Regions from separate parts of the Mus musculus genome. Here region 1 is linked to region 2. Evidence: chromatin loops called from intact Hi-C (ENCODE). Cell type or tissue: left cerebral cortex. All regions are shown on one strand. Links, peaks and the distances in the headings refer to the core of each region. The heading gives the core; the rest is flanking DNA. Region 1 has its middle 24 kb from the start of Rtp2. Region 2 overlaps Adipoq (adiponectin, C1Q and collagen domain containing).

What was found. Peaks named below come from ENCODE experiments on the same cell type or tissue, not always from the same donor. Only the 100,000 strongest peaks of a DNase experiment are listed, where the experiment ranks them.
Region 1: it touches region 2 in a loop (8-fold over the local background); 2 of 42 quality-filtered maps call a loop at or near these places.

What each region holds. Positions count from the first base shown.
Region 1 is chr16:23,951,757-23,957,134 of GRCm38, reverse strand. No RefSeq gene overlaps it. Among named protein-coding and RNA genes, the nearest start is that of Rtp2, 24 kb to the right of the region's middle. In left cerebral cortex, for the core only: a CTCF peak has its summit at 3,221 (motif pointing right); DNase peaks (open chromatin) are centred at 3,259, 3,481 and 4,102; H3K27ac peaks cover 629 bases.
Region 2 is chr16:23,148,692-23,154,069 of GRCm38, reverse strand. All of the region lies in intron 1 of Adipoq (adiponectin, C1Q and collagen domain containing), which reads right to left. Among named protein-coding and RNA genes, the nearest start is that of Adipoq, 4.8 kb to the right of the region's middle. In left cerebral cortex, for the core only: a CTCF peak has its summit at 2,483; a DNase peak (open chromatin) is centred at 2,473.

The DNA of each region.
Region 1 (5,378 bases), core at 202-5,201, 800 kb before region 2:
GTGGCTGGAGTTCTAGATCAACTAATTAACTAACTAGCGACCTAACTAACCAACTAACTAACTATCTAACTAACTAACCCCTTCCTCCCCTAAGTAACTTATTAGGTATGCTTGTCACAACAATAAGAAAAGCGTGACACTAATTGCTATGTAACAAATCTGTTTGGAAACAGTGGCATGTTCTCAGACACTCCAGATAAAAATCTCAAACTATGAATTTTGAAAGGGACACAATTAAACTCACAACAGAGACTGCTTGTAAAGTTCTCACAAATGGCCCCAGCATCACAACTCTTTCTCTTGTGTTTCTCCCACACACTAGAGGTCCAGGGGTTTGAGATTTGAATTCCTTCTTGGGGCCAGACAATTGGCCTTGGGGACCTCCCAGGAGCTCACCAAGGGCTTCTTGCCTCAGAGGAGGAGAGACAGAGACAGTGGTGCTGGCCCCAGCCCAGTAGATGCTTTTTTCCAATTCTAACTAGTTTTGTCGTTTCTACCTTTGGTGGGCCTCACAAATAAACATCAGTGAACAACATAGTGTTTGGTGAGCAAGGGCACTTGGGTTATACAGACATGAGAACAGGTCAGCCTCAAGCTGGTATCTATGAAATAGAAACGATCTGAATTTTATAGGATACAGCATTTCAAGATGGGTGAAAATCCCTTTCACTGGAGACTATGGTTGCTCATTGCATTTCAACTTGTGAAGGCAATCCCGGGTTTACCAGCCATCACAGCCAGGAGAGCTTTACGCCTAAGGGACTCTTTAACATGTTGCTACTTGTTATTGTAAGTGTTGTAAGGTGGTCTGGCCAAGAAGAGTCTGCAGTTCAATTCCTTTATCATTTGGAAAAGAACACCAAATGCCAGAAAGCAAACATAGTCTCTAAGGCCTGAGACCGATTTCCAGATGCTTGTGGTAGGCATTTCTGTTATAGCTGTGGCCTTACACTGCTATGATTGTCTCCAGAAATCTTACCCAGCCCCTGAAGCAGTGGTTCTCAACCTGTGGGTTGCAAACCCTTTGGGGTTCATCAATCTCTTCAGAGGGTTGCCTAAGACCATCATAAAACACAGCTACTTGCACTGCGGTTCATAACAGTAGCAACACTACAGCTATGAAGTAGCAACAAAAGTAATTTTTGTAATTTTATGGTTGGGGGAGGGTCACCACAACATGAGGAACTGTATTAAAGGGTTGCAGTATTAAGAAGGTTGAGAACCACTGCCCCAAAGGTTGTCTTTGTCAAATAGCCTCATTTGTCTGACTGCTTCTTTGGCAAAGCTGAAGGGAGAAAGCTATGACCAATGGGTGAGAGACACAAAAAAAAAAACAAGCTCAGCCTGACTGGAGAGAAGATTTTACAGTAAATATCTAAAGATGGAATGGGCTGTGGGTGACAGCTTGTGGTAGTCAGCTTTCTGTTACTGTAATAAACACGCAAGATGATCAACTTATGATAAGAAATTAGTTGTTTTGGTGCCCTGTGATCACAGCTCCATCATCATCACTGCGCTCTTGCTTTGAGCCTGTGGTGGCATGCACGATGCATTGACCCCAGGAGGTCAGAGTGGAGATCTGCTGCTGTGAGTCACAAGAGAGAAGGGCCAACATCATGATAGTCTCAACTCCTTTTGGGGTAGAGACGGGCAGAGTTGCATTATAGGGTTCATGTTGGTTTTCTTTCCTCTTTTTATATAATACCCTGGGCTGGCTTCTCACATACCATTTTTAGTTTTTAAATCACTCTGTCTCTGTCTGTCTGTCTCTCTCTCTGCCTGTCTGTCTCTTTCTTTGAGAGAGAGAGAGAGAGAGTGTGTGTGTAGTACACACATATGGATCGGGTGTGTGTATCTGTGCATGTGGAGGACATGAGGTGTCCAGGCCCAATTACTTTTCATCTTGATACTGTCACTGAACATGGAGCTAGGCTGGAAGGCAGAGAACCCCAGCCATCCTCCTGCCTCCACCTCATGTAACACTGGGATTAAAAGAATAGTTGTCCATGCCAGGCTGTTTACATGGATACTGGGGATTTGAACTCAAGTTGAACCGCATGCTTTCAGAGCAAGCACCCCTACCAGATGAGGCTGCACCCCCCAACTCAGCCCTTTTAACATTCATTTCATTTTCTTTATTTTTATTTTATTTTATGGCAGTGAGACAATTCAATGCCCCACCTGCTTATGCTGCTATTATTTCTGCCTGGCACACATGACCCATAGTCACACAGAAAGATACACAATGTCTAACACAAGAGTACTGCATCTCTGCCTGGCTCATAATGTTCTCTGCTTACCCCTTCTTAACTCACGGCAGACCTGGCCCAATGTGGACCCAGCAATGGTAGTGCGTTTAAGGATTTCAGATGTATCCCGTCATCCACTGTCGCGTCCGCTCTCGACCAGCAAGAACGACACGACCACCAGTTCTTCTAACAGCAGTTTATTCAGCAAGCTTCAGTCATCATCTCTCGCTTCATCTTTTTCTCCCCTGAACCCCGGGCCTCTCACTCTTATATACTCTCAGTCCCCATTCACTCATGGCAGGCCACATCACCTCACCAGGCACACAGCTTCAGCCAATCAGGGTGGCAGGGGCGCGTCTCCACCAAATATGGACTTGTTTACACCGCCAGCATCATGGTGCACCTGCGCAGCTTTCACAATGGTCATGGCAATTTTCAGGTGTATGAGGAAGTCAGGTGCAAGTCATAAGAATTAGCTGCTGCCACACCCGCTCCTCACAATCCACTTGTTTTTGAGGTAGCTATCACTTTTTATCTTATCCTGCCCTCAAACTCACAGCAATATTTGGGCCTCAGCTCCTCAGTGCTGATATTACAGGCATGGAACACCACTCCCAACTCTCTGCTTGGTCTTTACTTGTATTTTATTTGTTTTTTACTCTCATAGATGTGTGCTGTATTTACAACATTTCCTCTTTCCTCTCCTCTGTCCAAGCTTCCTATACCCTGCCACTCTCAAATTCATAACATCTTATTTCCTTTATCATTCTTACACACACACACACACACACACACACACACACACACACACACGTATAAACACAGCAATGTTGTTCTTCTGTGTATGTTTGTATGGCTGATGACTTGGCATAGGATAACCAATTGGGATTACCAATTCATCCTAGGCTGATTTTCCCAGTTTTAGCAACTCTTGGCTTCCCATTTTGAGACTAGTTTTACTTGTGTAGTCTGGAGAATGGCCACAAGGTGGCAGTGTAGGACAAGCAGTGGCTATTTTGCCCCCCCCCCCTTCCCCACTTCCCCAGTGTAAATCAGGCCCAGCTGTGTTTTGGAATTGTTCTCCCTCGAACCCCTTTGTCTTCTTGTAGCTCATTCACCCCAAGTGACTAGTGGTTCATGGGGTGCGATTTAAGGTCCCACTTGAGAGCGTAAATTTCCACTCTGGCTGTCTTTGAATTGTAGGTTTCTAGTTTTCCTTGATAAACGTGGAAGTCCTGTCCCAGTTCTCAGCCAAAGGAGGCCATTCTCTACTAGAGCCCTTCAAATAATACTGCTAATGAGCATAGTGCTCTTTCTAGGTCAGCGAAGCACTGTCGGATCCAAGAGCTTTGATCCTCATCACAATCTTGCTGGCTAAAAAAAAACAAGACAAGAAAACCCCACCTTATCTGACAGGAGCAAATGGAGATTGGAAGGAGCTAAGAACGCTGGGCTGGGTGATGGCCAACCTTGGGCCCCAGGGGGCAGAGCCACTCCTTGGAACACCGTGCCCCTGTTTCTGCACAGTCCTGGGCACAGCTTTTCTATTGTACAGCATAGCTTAAGATAATGGAGCCTCTCAGAATTGAAAGGTTTTGGGGAGTGATAGTGCGAACTCTGGATGGAGTCAGAGCGGAAGCCCCCAGGAACACCCAGAATTCACCAGCTTTACGGTTACCAAGGCTGTGGAACTGGCACACCTCTATTGCTACCCTTCAGTGATGGCCAGAAGTGCTCCCAAGAATCATTCAGACCATGCCCCGGGCTGTGGGTGGCTGTAGAGACTTAGCAAATCTTTGCTGCGGATCGTGCACATGGTCCTAGCTCAAGATCTCCACTGTTGACCAGCTTCAGGCGTTGCTGGGGAAGTTTGTTGTCCTCAGGCTTGGGTTTCTAGCTGCAGCCTAGAAGACCACACTGGCGATTTCCAGAACAAGCTCCCTCCCCTACGTGCTGGCTGTCAAAGTTTCTTTTCTGTTGCTGTAATGAAATACTCTACAGAAGAAACTTAATGGACAAGACGTTTGCTCTTTCTCACACTTCCAGGGTACAGTCCACTGTGGCAAGAACTAGAAGCAACTGTTAAGATCACATCTGCACTCAGGAAGCAAAGAGGGGCCCTTGAATGCAGGCTGCTAGGGAATGGTGCCACCTACAGTGTGTGTGTGTGTGTGTGTGTGTGTGTGTGTGTGTGTGTGTGTGTGTGAATAGTGCCACCTACAGTGAGTGTGTGTGCATGTGTGTGTGTGCATGGTGCCACCTACAGTGTGTGTGTGAATGCCACCTACAGTGTGCATGTGTGTGTGAATAGTGCCACCGACAGTGAGTGAGTGTGTGTGTGTGAATGGTGCCACATGCAGTGTGTGTGTACATGTGTGCATGTGTGTATGAATGGTGTCACCTGCAGTGTGTGTGTGTGCATGTGTGTGTGAATGGTGCCACGTACAGTGAGTGTGTATGTGAATGGTACCACCTACAGTGTGTGTGTGTGTGTGTGTGTGTGTGTGTGTGTGTAGGGCCTTCTCAGTGCAATTAATGACATGAAGACATTCCCCCACAGGCACGCCCAAAGGTCCATCTCCTAGGCGATTCTAGGGTCTGTAAATTGACTCTGATGCCCCATCTAAGTGGGTGGACTCTGAGACAAGGGGCTGTGCTCACTGGAGTGCTCAGGAAATGTCAATCACTCACTGAGACCACAGAGCTCCAGCTGCTGAAAGGCAGCTCTCTCATCTCTTGCTCCTGGATCAGCTACTCAGGACTGGATTCTTCTCTGGCCATTGCTTCTGATGCCACTGAACCTCAGAAGGAGCTAGTGCATGCCACTAGCAATCCACACTATGTTATTTTACAATTTATGCTTCAAAGTCTCTGTATAGGCAACATTTTTTTAAACTCTATTGAAATAGATGTTTCCAAAAGGACAACCTAATATTTCTCTAACTTTAAAATTAAGATATATTCCTAGGCAAATGGATGGACCTGGAGGGCATCATCCTGAGTGAGGTAACACAATCACAAAAGAACTCAAATGATATGTTCTCACTGATAAGTGGATATTAGCCCAGAAACTTAGGATACCCAAGATATAAGATACAATTTGCTAAATGCATGAAACTCAAGAAGAAC
Region 2 (5,378 bases), core at 188-5,187:
TCACCTAAAGATCTTCTCCTGTGTTTCAGCCTTGTCATTTTCTAGCTTTTATGATCATTTTAAATATATGCATTGCCAGTCCATAGAGTGGATACGGCCAAAATATCTGTAGTTCTTTTAAACTTGGTTTCTATTTTTTAGCTTATGTCTACTTCAAAATATTTTATAATCTGCAACAAATGATATGTATTGATTTAAAAAGAATCAATCAATCAAAGCTGTTTTCAGGCAGGCAGCTTTTCTAAAAAACTTATCTTTCTATTATGATATATTCCCAGATATAAATGATTGGGCCCAGAAATCTAAACTTTTTGTCCTCTTGGGTTTTTGAGGCAAGGTTTCTCTGTTGTAACCTTGACTGCTCTGGAACTTGCTCTGCAGTCCAGGCTGACCTAGAACTCAGAGATCCACTTGCCTCTGTCTCCCAAGTGGAGGAATTAAAGGCATATGCCACTATGCCCTGATTAACCTTTTTGTAAAAAAAAGACATTTTGTTTTTAATTTATGTGTGTGTGAATGATTCTGTGTGTGCGATTGTGAGAAGAGAGAGAGAGAGAAAGTGTGTGTGTGTGTGTGTGTGTGTGTGTGTGTGTGTGTGTGTGTGTGTGTGTGTGAGCCCAAGGAGGCCCCGAAGAGGATTTCCTGGAACTGGAGTTATGGATCGTTGTGAGGCACCATGTGGGTACTAGGACCCAAACCTGAGTCCTCTGGAAAAGCAAGTGCAAGGTCTTAATTGTGAGCTGTTTCTCCAGCCCACCTAAACGTTTTTAAGTCTTTTAAAAAGATTTAATTTTATTTTCATTCGAGTGTGTGTGTGTGTGTGTGTGTGTGTGTGTGTGTGTGTGTGATCTGTGTACAGGAGTGAAGCACCAGTCAGTTGTGAGCTGCCCACTTTCAGTGCTGGGAACCGAACTCAGATCCTCTGGAAGAGTAACATGCTCTCTAAACTGCTGAGCTGTCTCTCTCTCAGCCTCTCTTTAAAGTCATTTAACATACATACCAACATTACAAGAAACGATGCTGCCACCCAAGAGAACATGAGTGTATGCACACAAAGACCTATCTCGGGCTGAGGGTGTCACTCTGTAGCAGGGCACTGCCCTCGCATAATCAAGGACCTGGATTCCTTCCTCAGCACAGCAAAGAAAAAAATAAGCAGGCCTAGCTGAATTACTCTTGCCAGCTTTGGGTAGTCTCAGTTTTAAAAAGTGTACTACTAGCCAAGCAGGATGACACAAGCCTTTAATCCCAGCACTTGGGAGGCAGAGGCAAGTGTATCTTTGTGAGTTTGAAACCAGCCTGGTCTGCATAGTGACTTCCAGGACAGTCAGAGTGATATGGATTTTCTGTCTCAAAAACCAAAAACCAAAACAAAAGCAAAAGAAAACATCTGTTTTAACTGTTAAATTTAGTGAGCAAAATAAATGATCTTCATTCTTCAGTCATTTCTAAGATCCTCGTTAAGTTCCTGTCAGTTAATTTACTGGGGTCACAAAGTGTTTCTTCTGCACTGTTGTGCCTTGGATATGTTTTGATTTGGGGTCTTTTGGGGGAGCACTATTTTGAGAATGAGTTTCATGGAACCCAGTCAAGCCTCAAAGACTCCATCACTGGATTTAAGATGACCTTGAAGTCATGATGGCCTCATTGCCACCTCTCAAGTGTTGGGATTACAAAACAAGCACCACTACATAGACTTTTCTTTTTAAGCTTTACCCTTTTTTAATATAGAGCCTTTGTCTATGGCCCAAATTGGCCTCACCCTCAGGGTACTCCTCGTGCGTTGGCCTCCCTGATGTGGGATTACGTGGGTGTACCAGCGGGCCCAGTTCCTGTAACGTTTGGCTGGTTTTATGTGGAGGTTATTGTTCTCTGCACCCACAGTGCTGAGACTCAAACCCAGGGCCTCTCTACTCATCTCTTCGAGGCAACTGCTCTGCCACCGAGCTACATCCCGTCCCTTATTAACATCTCTGCAGGCGATTGTGTGAGCGTGTGTCACCATTTTGTCTTCTTACGTCACACTGCTGTGACTTGCCCTCTAGGTGCAGATCATCCTTCTGTCTGTCTGTCCTCATTCCCAGGTGTACAGGGAGTCTGTCCTTTATTTGCTTAGTTCTGTTGACATTTTCCTTGATTCCAAGCAATAAACAGCTCTTATTCTTGGAAGGATTTGGTATTACCCTGGTTTGTATTTTCACTCTCTCTATATAATATCACTCTTTGCTGTACCTGTGACTTTCTTTTAATGGTGCTATAAACTGTGGCATAAGATCATTTTAAATGCCTTTGATTAAATTCAGCCTTGCACTCCCTGTTGCCTTGGAGCATCATTCTTTAAATACCCAATTCTAGTTTGACCGTACACAAATTGGAACTGGCAGGTGTGGGGAGGAGTGAGCCAGAAACAACTGCCCTAGCATTGCTCTTGGAGAGCAGGAGTCTGCCCTAGATTGGCTCATAATGTCTCTGAGTGCCTCTGTCGCCATCTACTGAATCTGGAGTGATCAAAAACCCAGTCTCAGAAACTGCTACAAAGAAAATGAAGCAGAGCTTGCCCTGGAACTTTCTTATCACAGTCAGTCAGTCAGTCAGTCAGTCAGTCAGTCTATTGGTTGGTTGGTTGGTTGGTTGGTTGGTTAATGTGTGTGTGTGTGTGTGTGTGTGTGTGTGTGTGTGTGTGTGTGTGTGTGTGTGTGTATGGTGTGGTGTGTGTGTGTGTGTGTGTGGTGTGTAGTGGTGTGGTGTGTGGTGTGTAGTGGTGTGGTGTGTGTGTGTGTGTGTGTGTGTGTGTGTGTGTACCCACAGAAGTTAGAGAACACCTGTGGAAGTCAGTTCTCTCCTTCTACCAACTGTGTCCTGGGGAATGAACTCAGGCCATTAGGTTCAGCATCTTTACTCACTGAGTCATCTTGCCCGCCATTGCTCTGAGACTTTTAATATTGTGTGTCTTATGTCAACTCTGCCCTTCTTACAGCTCCAGCAATCATATTCCTGAAAACTTCAACTCAAGAATCTAAGAAGCACCAATCTTTTCCATGGGGAAATAAGAAAGACACCAAAATGCTTGAAATGGAGGCAGGTAAGGAGGGCCCCAAAGACAAAGGGTAGCTCAAAACAGATCCCTAATGCTGGGGAGGAAGGAAGAGACAGAACTCTAGAGTTTTCAGTTCTCTCTCTCTACTGAAAAACCAATAATCTTTCTCATCTAAAAACACATTCTTCCCCCACGCCTCCATGTCCTTAATGCTTTTCTCTACTTACAGGTATGGTTGTTCTGGGATTCCCCGAGTGCCATGGGACTGAAGTACTAAGCGCTGCACACCCTTAGCTGTTCTTTTTAAAGATTTATTTTTATTTTTTAATTATTTGAATATTCATGGGGGTATACACCTATGTACAGGTACCCACGGAGGGCAGAAGGCATTGGATCCCCTGGAACTAAGTTAAAGACAGTTGTGAACCAGGTTCTTTGTGAAATTTCCTCTGCAGATACTGTTAGCTGCTGAGCTCTCTCTCCAGCCCCTAAGCCTTTGGCTGATAAGGACAGATCTCACTGAAGGCTTCTCTTTCACCGAGTTCTGGATGTAAAGTCAGGTCTGGATACCCATGAAGGACAACACAGAATGCCTCTTTTTTAAAAAAAAAAATATTCCACATTGTTTCTGTTCTTTATGTAGACAAAGCAAATGTTGCACTCTGACTTTGAAAGACTTCTGTTTCTATAAGGAAACACTACTGAATGGAACCAAGTGCAAGAGATGAATCTACAGCTAGAGCATGTTACAAAAGAAACATTGTAGATAGGTGTTGGAGGTAGACAGCAAGGATCCAGTATAATGCTTTGCATTTGGAAAGCCTTTGTTCCACCATCTCATTGAATAACCACAGCCGTTTTGGAGACAATACTGGGGGGGGGGGTTACTCAAAAAGATGCATGCTCGGGTACAAACAATCAGTTTTGCCCTTTATGTGTTTGTTGGAAGACTAAGCGACAGACTCCATGAACCATGCCTAGGGGGGTGTCTGGAGTAAGCCAGTGAGCAATGGCTGTCACTTAGGACTGCTCTGACTTAGGGGTGAGGAACTGGGGCTGCTGGGTGCTTGAGTGATAATCTAGATCCAACAGAACCCGTGGAAGTAGAGTCCTGGCTAGATAACCTCTGGCACAGACGGGGAAGAGAAACATACTACCGTCACATACCCTGCCTTTTAGTACCCTTCCCCATGGGGAAAGGGTGAGAGACCAGAGACTGTCAATCCAATGGCCTAGCTTGCCAGCCCCCTCCTCATTCTGCCCCTATTTGCCTCCCTGGCTTTATGCTCTTTGCCTAGAAATGTGATTTCACAATAATATCATAAGACCCAGTTGGCAGAAAGTGCGGAGTAGTTTACAAACTTACAAAATACCGTACACGTTTGTGAGAGAAGGAAAGTAAACAAATATTAACGTATCAACCCACTGTGGACAGCTGCTGAGTTTCACTTCACTCACACAGCCTTAAGGGGAAGACCGACAGCTGAGACATCTGGGAGAGGGAAAGGTTTGGTCATTTCTGCCAAAATAAGAAGCAACCAGGTAGGACCAGGCGTGGTGGTGCACACCTTTAATCCCAGCACTTGGAAGGCAGAGGCAGGCTGATCGATGTGACTTTGAGGCCAGCCTGGTCGATAGAGAGAGCTCTGCTATTTGTTATACAGAGAAACCCTGTCTCAAAATGTTTAAAAAATGAACATGTCATCCAATGACCCACTGGCCTTCCTAGCAAACCACACATGAGTTATGCAGAGGGATGGCTGCATGTTTCAGGACCACTGTATAGTGAAGGGGATGTGAAATTCCTCTTTGACCTGCTGGCATTTTAGCACCAACATCCAGAATCTTGTGAAATTCAAGACTGGAGTTTCCTCTGGGACTGGCAGAGATTAGGCTACAAGGAGAGAGAGAAGAGGTCAACGCCCCCAGCCAGTAAAGACAACAAAACACAGAGAAATGCCAGAGCCAAAAGCAACTCCAGGACCTCCCATCCTTGCTTGTAGAAACAGAAAGACTGAGTGCATTTCCTACATCCTCATGGAAGCGCTCTGTGTGCTGGACACCTGGCCTGTTGGTTGTTTTCACCTTCACTCATGAAGTGGTACCCGAGGGTAGAGCTCAGTGGAGGGGCATTTGCCCAATGTGTATGAAGCCCTAAGCTCAAACCTCAGAAGCACACAATAAACAAGCAAAACCAGATAAAAATTAAGTTAATATTTGTAATTTCACAATGGCACAACCCAATCATAAATGGCTGTGCCAGGAGCTCAGGCACCTCTGTCTAGCTCCTAAGATTATCTGGAAGGTGTCACTCAGCCTTTGGAAAGTCGGTAGCATTCTC